Regions from separate parts of the Homo sapiens genome. Here all the other regions are linked to region 1. The links are chromatin contacts, found by Hi-C or POLR2A ChIA-PET in ENCODE. All regions are on one chromosome and are shown on one strand. The core of a region is the stretch at or near the end of the contact, and the rest is flanking DNA. Distances in the headings are between cores, read along the strand shown.

Region 1 (3,399 bases), core at 674-3,173:
CCGGGTTCAAGTAATCCTCCTGTCTCAGCCTCCCAAGTAGCTGGGATTACAGGGCACACCACCACACCTGGCTAATTTTTGTATTTTTAGTGGAGACTGGGTTTCACCCTGTTGTCCAGGCTAGTCTCAAACTCCCGACGTCAGGTGATCCACCCATTTCGGTTCCCAAAGTGTTGAGATTACAGACCGTGAGCCACTGGGACGGACACCCCTACTCCTTTCTTCTTCTTCTTCTTTTTTTTTTTTTTTTTGAGATGGAGTCTCCCTTTGAAGCCCAGGCTGGAGTACAATGGTGCGATCTTAGCTCACTGCAGTTTCCTCCTCCCGGGTTCAAGTGATTCTCCTGCCTCAGCCTCCGGAGTAGCTGGGATTACAGGCACACACCACCACACCAGCTAATTTTTGTATTTTTAGCAGAGATGGGGTTTCACCATGTTGGCCAGGCTGGTCTCAAACTCCTGACCTCAGGTGATCCACCCACCTTGGCCTCCCAAACTGCTGGGATCACAGGCGTGAGCCACTGCACCCTACACTCTTATACTCCTTTCTGTAGCTCAGGCAGCTAGATGAGCTTCAATCATCTGGCCCTTCCTCCAGTCTCACATTTTTGTGGGACTCCTGTGCATACATAATTGAATCTGGTTTTTCTTCTGTCAAACTGTTTTGTGTCAATGTAATTCATAGCCCATCCAAAGAACCTAGGAGGGTGGAGGGAATCCATTTTCTCTCCTCCACACTGGAGGGCCATGGAGCCCAAGAGTTCAAGACTGGCCCGGTGTACAAAGTGAGACCCAGTCTCTATTTAAAAAAGATGGGGAGGGGGCCGGGCACGGTGTCTCACGCCTGTAATTCCAGCACTTTGGGAGGCCCAGGTGGGTGGATCACCTGAGGTCAGGAGTCCGAGACTAGCCTGGCCAAGGTGGTGAGACCGTGTCTTTACTAAAAATACAAAATTAGCTTGGTATGGTGGCAGGAGCCTGTAATCCCAGCTACTTGGAAGGCTAGGGCAGGAGAATCGCTTGGTTTGGGATTTTCTCCCTGAGGCACTTGCTATCTCCAGGATTATGGGTCTCAGGTGAAAGAAAGACAAAGAAGGAGAGAGAGACAGAGAGGGACAGGGAAAGAGAATTTCAGACTTATCTAACATTGACACTTAGGAGAAGTAGGGAGAAAGAGGTGGGAAAATAAAGTGGCTAGGTAAAAATGAACATGTCAGTAACAATAATAGCATTAACAATAACTAGTATTGCCGGGTGCAGTGGCTCACGCCTCTAATCCCAGCACTTTGGGACGCCGAGGTGGGCGAATCACAAGGTCAGGAGTTCAAGACCAGCCTGGCCAACATGGTGAAACCCTGTCTCTACTAAAAATACAAAAAGTTAGCTAGCTGGGCATAGTGGTGCATGCCTGTAATCCCAGCTACTCTGGAGGCTGAGGCAGGAGAATCGCTTGAACCCGGGAGGCAAAGGTTGCAGTGAGTCAAGATCAGGCCACTGCACTCCAGCCCAAGGGACAGAGTGAGACTCTGTCTCAAATAATAATAATAATAATAACTAGTGGCCAGGCACAGTGGCTCACGCCTGTAATCCCAGTGTAGCAGGACGAGCCACAGACAAAAACCTCTCAGACACCGAGTTGTAGAAGGAAGGGCTTTATTCAGCTGGGAGCATCGGCAAGCTACTGTCTTAAAATCCAAGCTCCTCGAGTGCACAGTTTCTGTCCCTTTTAAGGGCTCACAACACTAAAGACTGCGCATGAAAGGGTCATGATTGAGCAATCTAGGGGATACATAACAGGGGTTTCGTGCACTGCTGGTCAGAGAGAAAGAATAGGGCAGGGAGTTTCACAGTGTTCTTCTATACAATGCCTGGAATCTATGGATAACATCGGGTTCTAAGTCATGAGTTGATTTTTATCTACTAGGTTTACGCCAGGCAGGCCCAGGCCTGGTTTCGGGTCTGGTTTTGGGTCTGGTGCCTGGCGCCGGGCTACCTGCCTTTGGTTTCACTTCCTTGTTTTTTTCTTTTTCTTTTTTTTTTTTTTTGAGACAGAGTCTTGCTCTGTCGCTAAGGCTGGAGTGCAGTGGCACAATCTCGGCTCACTGCAAGCTCCGCCTCCTGGATTCAAGCAATTCTGCTGCCTCATCCTTCCGAGTAGCTGGGATTACAGGCGCACGCCACCATGCCCGGCTAATTTTTGTATTTTTAATAGAGACGGGGTTTCACCATGTTGGCCAGGCTGGTCTCAAACTCCTGACCTTGTGATCCACCCGCCTTGGCCTCCCAAAGTGCTGGGATTACAGGCGTGAGCCACCGTGCCCGGCCTCCTTGTTTTTTTTCTAAAACAAGTACTGAGTATAAAACAATATAAAACAATATGAGACGGTTTCTCTCTTCCCTCACCAGCACTTTGGGAGGCTGAGGCAGGTGGATCACAAGGTCAGAGTGGATAGCACTTTAGGAGGTTGAGGTGGGAGGATCCCTTGAGCCCAGGAGCTCAAGTCCAGCCTGGGCAACATAGCAAGACCCCCATTTCCAATTTTAGTGTATGTGCTGCCAAAGCAAATACTCTGAGACCCTGTTTCTACAAAAAATAAAAAAATTAAAATTAGTGCTTGGAAAAAAAAATTAGTGCTTGACCAGGAGGCAAGCACACCTCCTCATCCTCTCATGGATGTCTGTCTGTAGAAAGTAAATGGAGACAGCTTCATTTTACCCAACTGCTCCGTTTTAGGTCCGCTCCTGAGCTTCTGTTGTTCCCAGCCATGCAACCCTGGGAGCCGACTCCCGGCTGCAGAGCCTTGTCAGAAGCAGGCAATGTACACAGAGACCCAAGGCCTGGTGTAGACAGGCTTTCACAGACCTGGGCATTTTGTTGAATTGTTTTTGAATTGTGGTTTCTTATCAGTTCATCCGATACTCTGTTCTAACCACGTAGTTCCTCTTTTGGATCTCCAAACCCCTTTGCAGGTTCCATCTACCCGAACCAAACTCACTTATTCCAACAGAAGTCTGGTGTTTCTTGTTTTTTTTGTTTGTTTGTTTCTTTCGTTTTGTTTTTTGAGATGTTGTCTCCCTCTATCACCCAGGCTGGAGTGCAGTGGCGAGATCTCAGCTCACTGCAACCTCTGCTTCCCGGGTTCAAGCAATTCTCCTCCCTCAGCCTCCTGGGTAGCTGGGATTACAGGTGCCTGCCGCCACACCCAGCTAACTTTTGTATTTTTAGTAGAGACGGGATTTCACCATGTTGGCCAGGCTAGTCTCGAGCTCCTGACCTCAAGTGATCCACCCATCTCAGCCTCCCAAAGTGCTGGGATTACAGCCTTAAGCCACCGCGCTCAACCAGAAGTCTGTTTAAATCCATCCTTCTCCCCAGCCACCCATGAGTTATGTGACCTTG
Region 2 (3,399 bases), core at 597-3,096, 130 kb before region 1:
CGCTGGGTTCTCACCCCTGGACTCTGAGCTTCTGGAAGCAGGGTGGAGCCTCATTTGTCTCTGGGACTCCAATTTCCATCCAAAGATGCAGCACATAGGAGGTTCCAAGGATCGTGAATCACATGAACAAGTGATATTCTTACTCTCTGCAACCTGGAAAGCTGGCAGAGTCATTCCACGATGAAACATTTGTAGAGTCATAAGCCTTGCTAGTCTCATCTCCACGGGGACACATATCAACACATCATATTTCATACTATAAATATACAGTCGCTCCTCCATATCTGTGGGGTTTACAGGTGTTTATTGAACCAAGTGTAAATCAAAAATATTCAGAGAAAATGTCCACAAAGTTTCAAAATGCAAAACTATGTTGAATGGACACAAATGAGGCAGTGTGTAGGCTGTATCAGGAATTATAAGTAATCAAGAGATGATTTCATGTATACAGGAGGATGTGCATGGGTTATATCCAAATGCTGTGTCATTTTATGTAAGAGGCTTGAGCATCTGCAGATTTTGGTACCTGAGTGGAGATCCTGAAACCAATCACCCACGAATAGTAAAGGATGACCGTATATGACTTTTATTTCTCAATTTTAAATATAAATCATAAAAAATGTACAATAACTAGATAAAAAGTAAGAAGTGTTTTTATAGTGTGAGAATAAGTTTAGATTTATTTTTTCCTACGTGTAACCCTTTGGTTTAATATTATTTATTAAGAAGACATTCTATGCCACCTTAAACCACACGGCAGCCTTTGTCAACTCTAAAGGGACTGTGTGTACACGGATGTATTTTAGACACTGTTTCTGCTAAGGGGCTCTCTGTGTCCACACTCTTGAGGATGCTGCACTTCATGTAGCCTTATAAAACCCTTTAAATTTAGTAGCCAGAGCCCTCTAATTTGTTATTATAGGCTACTTGCTATTTTTTTTTCTTGAGGCGGAGTCTTGCTCTGTCGCCCAGGCGGGACTGTAGTGGAGCAATCTCAGCTCACTGCAACTTCCGCCTCCCAGGTTCAGGCGATTCTCGTGCCTCAGTCTCTTGAGTAGCTGGCGTTTCAGGTGCCTGCCACCAGGCATGGCTAATTTTTGAATTTTTAGCAGAGACGCGGTTTCACTGTGTTGGCCAGGCTGCTCTCAATCTCCTCATCTCAGTTGATCCGCCCACCTCGGCTTCCCGACCTGCTGGGGGAAACTTGATTTTCTATAGCATTATGTTACTGGATATTTCTGTAAAATTTAAAATGAGGGAGGCAGAGAGACAGAGAGAGAGCAAACTCCAGAGTTGGGACTCTGGAATCTTGAGTCATGAGACAAATTATAGATAAAACTACAAAAATCCAGAATTTACATGTGTGGTTTTTGCTGATAAAGTACAATTCTAAGATTGTAAATAATTGCATAATCCTTCCCTGGGAATTTAAATCATTTGAACTGGTTCTGCTGTAATACTAGAAATACAAGCATGAACAATTCTAATGGTTTATTAGTCACAATGACTCTGAAAACACTAATAATACCTATTAGATATTTTGCATATTACACAGGAAGAAGAGTTCGAATCTCAGATAAAAACAATAAAAATTCATGAAAAGTCTTTCATGTTAGCACAGATTTTAGGCATCTCATGTTTGGGAGGTTGGATCTAAGACATGTTTTGAGTTGGTCATAGTGAAGGACGCGAGGTGTCAATTCTAGTGAGAGCAATTTCCAGGAAGCCATGTTCTGCTCTTGAGCGAGCACCCACTGGGCCTCATGCAAGGTAGAAAAAGCCTGCGTACGTCACCCTCCCATGATGTGGTCAACATGTAAACTGCATGGGCAGGGCGCCAAATAACATCCTGTGCGCTGCTGAGCTGAGCTGGGGCGCGGCCGCCTGTCTGCACCGGCAGCACCATGTCGCTCATGGTCATCATCATGGCGTGTGTTGGTGAGTCCTGGAAGGGAATAGAGGGAGGGAGCGTGGGGATGGAGATCTGGGCCCAGAGGTGGAGATATGGGCCTGGAGGTGGAGTTATGGGCCTGGAGTGGAGATCTGGGCCTAGAGATGGAGTGATGAGCCTAGAAGTGGAGATCTGCGCCTGGAGTGGAGATCTGGGCCTGGAGTGAAGATCTGGGCCTGGAGTGGAGATATGGGCCTGGAGTGGGGATAGGAACCTGGAGTGGAGAGAGGAACCTGGAGGAGAGATAGGAACCTGGAGGGGAGGTAGGAGCCTAGGGTGGAGATATGGGACTGGAGTGGAGATATGGGACTGGAGTGGAGATATGGGCCTGGAGTGGAGTTATGGGCCTGGAGTGAAGTTATGGGCCTGGAGGTGGAGATACGGGCCTGGAGTGGAGATATGAGCCTGGAGTGGAGATATGGTCCTGGAGTGGAGATATGGGCCTGGAGTGGAGATATGGGTCTGCAGTGGAGTTATGGGCCTGGAGTGAAGTTATGGGCCTGGAGGTGGAGATATGGGCCTGGAGTGGAGATATGGGACTAGAGTGGAGATAGGGGCCTGGAGGTGGAGATCTGGGCCTGGAGTGGAGATCTGGGCCTGGAGTGGAGATCTGGGCCTGGAGTGGAGATATGGGCCTGGAGTGGAGATATGGGTCTGCAGTGGAGATATGGGCCTGGAGGTGGAGATATGGGCCTGGAGTGGAGTTATGGGCCTGGAGTGAAGTTATGGGCCTGGAGGTGGAGATATGGGCCTGGAGTGGAGATATGGGACTAGAGTGGAGATAGGGGCCTGGAGGTGGAGATCTGGGCCTGGAGTGGAGATATGGCCCTGGAGTGGAGATATGGGCCTGGAGTGGAGATATGAGCCTGGAGTGGAGATATGGCCCTGGAGTGGAGATATGGGCCTGGAGGTGGAGATATGGGCCTGGAGTGGAGTTATGGGCCTGGAGTGAAGTTATGGGCCTGGAGGTGGAGATATGGGCCTGGAGTGGAGATATGGGACTAGAGTGGAGATACGGGCCTGGAGGTGGAGATCTGGGCCTGGAGTGGAGATATGGCCCTGGAGTGGAGATATGGGCCTGGAGTGGAGATATGAGCCTGGAGTGGAGATATGGCCCTGGAGTGGAGATATGGGCCTGGAGTGGAGATATGAGCCTGGAGTGGAGATATGGCCCTGGAGTGGAGATATGGGCCTGGAGTGGAGATATGGGCCTGGAGTGGACATATGGGTCTGGAGTGGAGATACGGGCCTGGAGGTGGAGATATGGGCCTGGAGTGGAGATATGGGCCTGGAGGTGGTGATATGGGCCTGGAGTGTAGACATGGGCCGAGTGGAGATATGGGTCTGGAGTGGAGATATGGGCCTGGAGTGGAGATATGGGACTGGAGTGGAGATATAGGCATGGGGTGGAGACATGGGCCGGGAGTGGAGATATGGGACTGGAGTGG
Region 3 (3,399 bases), core at 377-2,876, 79 kb after region 1:
GCAGTGAGCCATGATCATGCCACTGCCCTCCTGCCTGGGTGACAGAAGTGAGGCCCTATCTCAAATAAAATTAAATAAATAAAAGTTAAAACAGGCTGGGTGCGGTGGCTCACGCCTGTAATCCCAGCACTTTGGGAGGCCGAGGCGGGTGGAACCTGAAGTAAGGAGCTTGAGACCAGCCTGGCCAACATGGTGAAACCCCGCCCCTACTAAAAATACAATAATTAGCCAGACCTGGTGGCAGATGCCTGTAATCCCAACTATTCGGGAGGCTGAGGCAGGAGAATCACTTGGACCCGGGAGGCAGAGTTTGCAGTGAGCTGAGATCATGCCATTGCATTCCAGCCTGAGCGACCGACTGAGCGAGACTCCATCTCAAAAAACAAACAAAAAGAAAAAAAGAATACATCCATGGATGGATAATGAATGAGAGGTTGTTTATATTCACAGTTAACCCTCTCATCTCCAGTAATGCAACCATCTTCTTCCTGCTTAGCCTTTTGGAGATGCTGTCCCTTTAGTGGTCAAATTCTGAAGAAATCAGGAAATAATGCATTCGACATGCCCAGCACAAGTGAAGATCAGGCAGCAGAAATGCATTCGACCTGCCACCCATCCATCAGGAGACTATTTACTCCACTACTGTAGGGGATACTGACAAATTAAATCCATACCTAGTCCAGATATCAATTCCACAATTTTTTTTTTTTTTTTTTTGAGACGGAGTTTCGCTCTTGTTGCCCAGGCCAGAGTGCAATGGTGTGATCTTGGCTCACCGCAACCTCCACCTCCCAGGTTCAAGCGATTCTCCTGCCTTAGCCTCCAGAGTAGCTGGGATTACAGGCATGTGCCACCACACCCGGCTAATTTTGTATTTTTAGTAGAGATGGGGTTTCTCCATGTTGGTCAGGCTGGTCTCAAACTCCCGACCTCAGATGGCCCACCCGCCTCGGCCTCCCAAAGTGTGTAAGCCATGGCACTCAGCCTTTTTTTTTTTTTTTTTTTTTTTTTTTGAGATGGAGGCTCTCTCTGTTGCCCAGGCTGGAGTGCAATGCCTGACCTCAGCTCACTGCAACTTCTGCCTCCCAGTTTCAAGCAATTCTCCCACCTCAGCCTCCCACGTAGCTGGGATTACAAGCACCCGCCATCACGCCCGGCTAATTTTTGTAGAGATGGGGTTTCACCATGTTGACCAGGCTGGTCTTGAACTCCTGACCTCAGGTGATCCACCCACCTCGGCCTCCCAAGGTTGAGATTACAGGCGTGAGCCACTGTGCCTGGCCCACATTTTTTAAAAAAGGGGCAACTGCAGTGTAGTAGAACAAAGTTGTGACCAATGCTAGGATACTCTGTTCATTTCCTGACCCAGCCATGAATACACTGGAATAACTCATGCAAAATGCCAGCTCGCTGGCCCCCCGTTTCCCCACCCAACAAATGAAGGGGCTCTTACAGGTTCCTTTTTGTCCTGAAATTCATCACCAATGCAAATTTCTTAAAAATCCTTTGTCTGGCAGTCCATGCCTGTCCTTCAGCATTTCCCAGATCTGACCCTCAGGACTCACCAAGACAGAAGAGGGCGGTCGGGGATGGAGACATGGTTCCTCAGCCCTGTCCTGAGCTCTGTGGCCAGGGAGGGAAGTGGTGGGAGCCTGGGGCACAGGCTCAGGATGTGATGAGGATGAAGAATGCTCTCCTCCCTTCCTCCACCAGCCCCGGCCTTTCCTAATTGAGACTCATCGAGCCGTAGCCGGCTCCTCAGTACAGTGACTTGCACACAAGCTCCAAGGAGCCGCGCTTATCTCCTCTGGCCAGCCTGGCGTTGCACCGTTTGTCCGCCTGCTGGGGCCTGGTCTGTGTTCCCGTGCTCCCATAAACTCCCTGATGTCACTAGGAAAATACGCATCAAAACCACAGTGAGATATGACTTCACACCTTCTGGAATGGCTGTATTTTTTTTTTTTCTTTTGAGACAAAGTCTCGTTCTTTTTGCCCAGGTTGGAGTGCAGTGGCGCCATCTCGGCCCACTACAACCTCCACCTCCCAGGTTCAAGCGATTCTCCTGCCTCAGCCTCCCAAGTGGCTGGGATTATAGGTATGTACCACACCAGGCTAATTTTTGTATTTTTAGTAGAGATGGGGTTTCACTGTGTTGGCCAGGCTGGTCTTGAACTCCTGACCTCAGTTGATCCACCTGCCTCGGTCTCCCAAAGTGCTGGGATTACAGGCATGAGCCACTGCACCCGACCGGCTATAATTTTTTTTAATGGAAAACAGCAGATATTGGTGAGTATGCAGAGAAATTGAACTGCGCGTGCATTGCTGGCAGGGACGTAACATGGCGCCCCTGCTGTGGAAAACAGTTCCAGCAGCTCCTCCAGAAGTTAAACGTGGGATTGCCATAAAATCCAGCAATTCCACTTCGGGGTACACACCTAAAAGAACTGAAAACAGGGTCTCTAACATATTTGTACACAGTGTTCATAGCAGCTTTATTCACAATAGCCAAAAGGTGAAACCACCCACATGTCCATCAACAACAATGGATAAACAACATGTGGTATATACACACAAGGTAATATCAACCAGCCTTAACTAAAAGAATAAAAATCAGCCAGGCACAGTGGCTCACGCCTGTAATCCCAGCACTTTGGGAGGCCGAGGCGGGCGGATCACCTGAGGTCAGGAGTCCGAGACCAGCCTGGTTAACATGGTGAAACCCCATCTCTACTAAAAATACAAAAATTAGCTGGGCGTTAAATTAGCCGGGCATGGTGGCAGGTGCCTGTAATCCCAGCTACTTGGGAGACGGAGGCATGAGAATCGCTTGAACCTGGGAGGCAGAGATTGCGGTAAGCCGAGATCGCACCACTGCACTCCAGCCTGGGCGGCAGAGTGAGACTGTCTCAAAAATAAAAATAAGGCCGGGCGTGGTGGCCCATGCCTGTAATCCTAGTACTTTAGGAGGCTGAGGCAGGCAGATTGCCTGAGCTCAGCAGTTCAAGACCAGCCTGGGCAACACAGTAAAACCCCCAAAAAATACAAAAAAAAAATAGCCGGGCATGGCGGCAGGCACCTGTAGTCCCAGCTACTCCGGAGGCTGAGACAGGAGAATGGCTTGAACCCGGGACGCGGAAGTTGCGGTGAGCCGAGATCGCGCCATTGCACTCCAGCCTGGGTGACAGAGCGAGATTCTGTCTCCAAAAAATAAAAAATATTATAAAAGAATAAATTCAGATACATGCTACAACGTGATGGACCTTGAAGACATTATGCTAAAGGAAATATTCCGGACTTGACAGATAAATACTGCATTGTGCCGCTTATCTGAGGTATCGAGAGGAGTCAAATTCATAGAGACAGGGATTAGAATGGTGGTTGCCAAGGCCTGGGAAAAGT

The links. A loop is a pair of places that touch in the nucleus more often than their neighbours do. ChIA-PET counts read pairs that join two places held with the same protein, here RNA polymerase II (POLR2A). Pooled maps may share reads with other maps.
Region 2: a pooled map shows a loop between it and region 1 (2.2-fold over the local background). The contact joins the promoter of KIR2DS4 here to the enhancer-like site in region 1. A Hi-C loop is called at or near these places in 1 of 50 pooled maps.
Region 3: a pooled map shows a loop between it and region 1 (2.2-fold over the local background). The contact joins the promoter of GP6 here to the enhancer-like site in region 1. A Hi-C loop is called at or near these places in 1 of 50 pooled maps. POLR2A ChIA-PET finds 5 or more read pairs at or near these places in 4 of 52 experiments (K562, WTC11, activated T-cell and 1 more).

Annotation. Positions count from the first base shown.
Region 1 is chr19:54,957,113-54,960,511 of GRCh38, forward strand. It overlaps a transcript of NLRP7 not described here. Among named protein-coding and RNA genes, the nearest start is that of NLRP2, 7.6 kb to the right of the region's middle. Within about 2 kb of position 1,924, at least 4 of the 41 ENCODE cell types and tissues checked have a DNase peak (open chromatin) inside an H3K27ac peak, as active enhancers do.
Region 2 is chr19:54,830,861-54,834,259 of GRCh38, forward strand. KIR2DS4 (killer cell immunoglobulin like receptor, two Ig domains and short cytoplasmic tail 4 (gene/pseudogene)) reads left to right here and starts at 1,847. Exons shown (of 7, transcript NM_001281972.2): 1 at 1,847-1,938. The coding sequence starts at 1,905.
Region 3 is chr19:55,036,638-55,040,036 of GRCh38, forward strand. It overlaps GP6 (glycoprotein VI platelet), which reads right to left and starts at 1,627. Exons shown (of 8, transcript NM_016363.5): 1 at 1,566-1,627. The coding sequence starts at 1,599. The region is part of intron 2 of GP6-AS1 (GP6 antisense RNA 1); the gene reads left to right. It also overlaps a transcript of RDH13 not described here.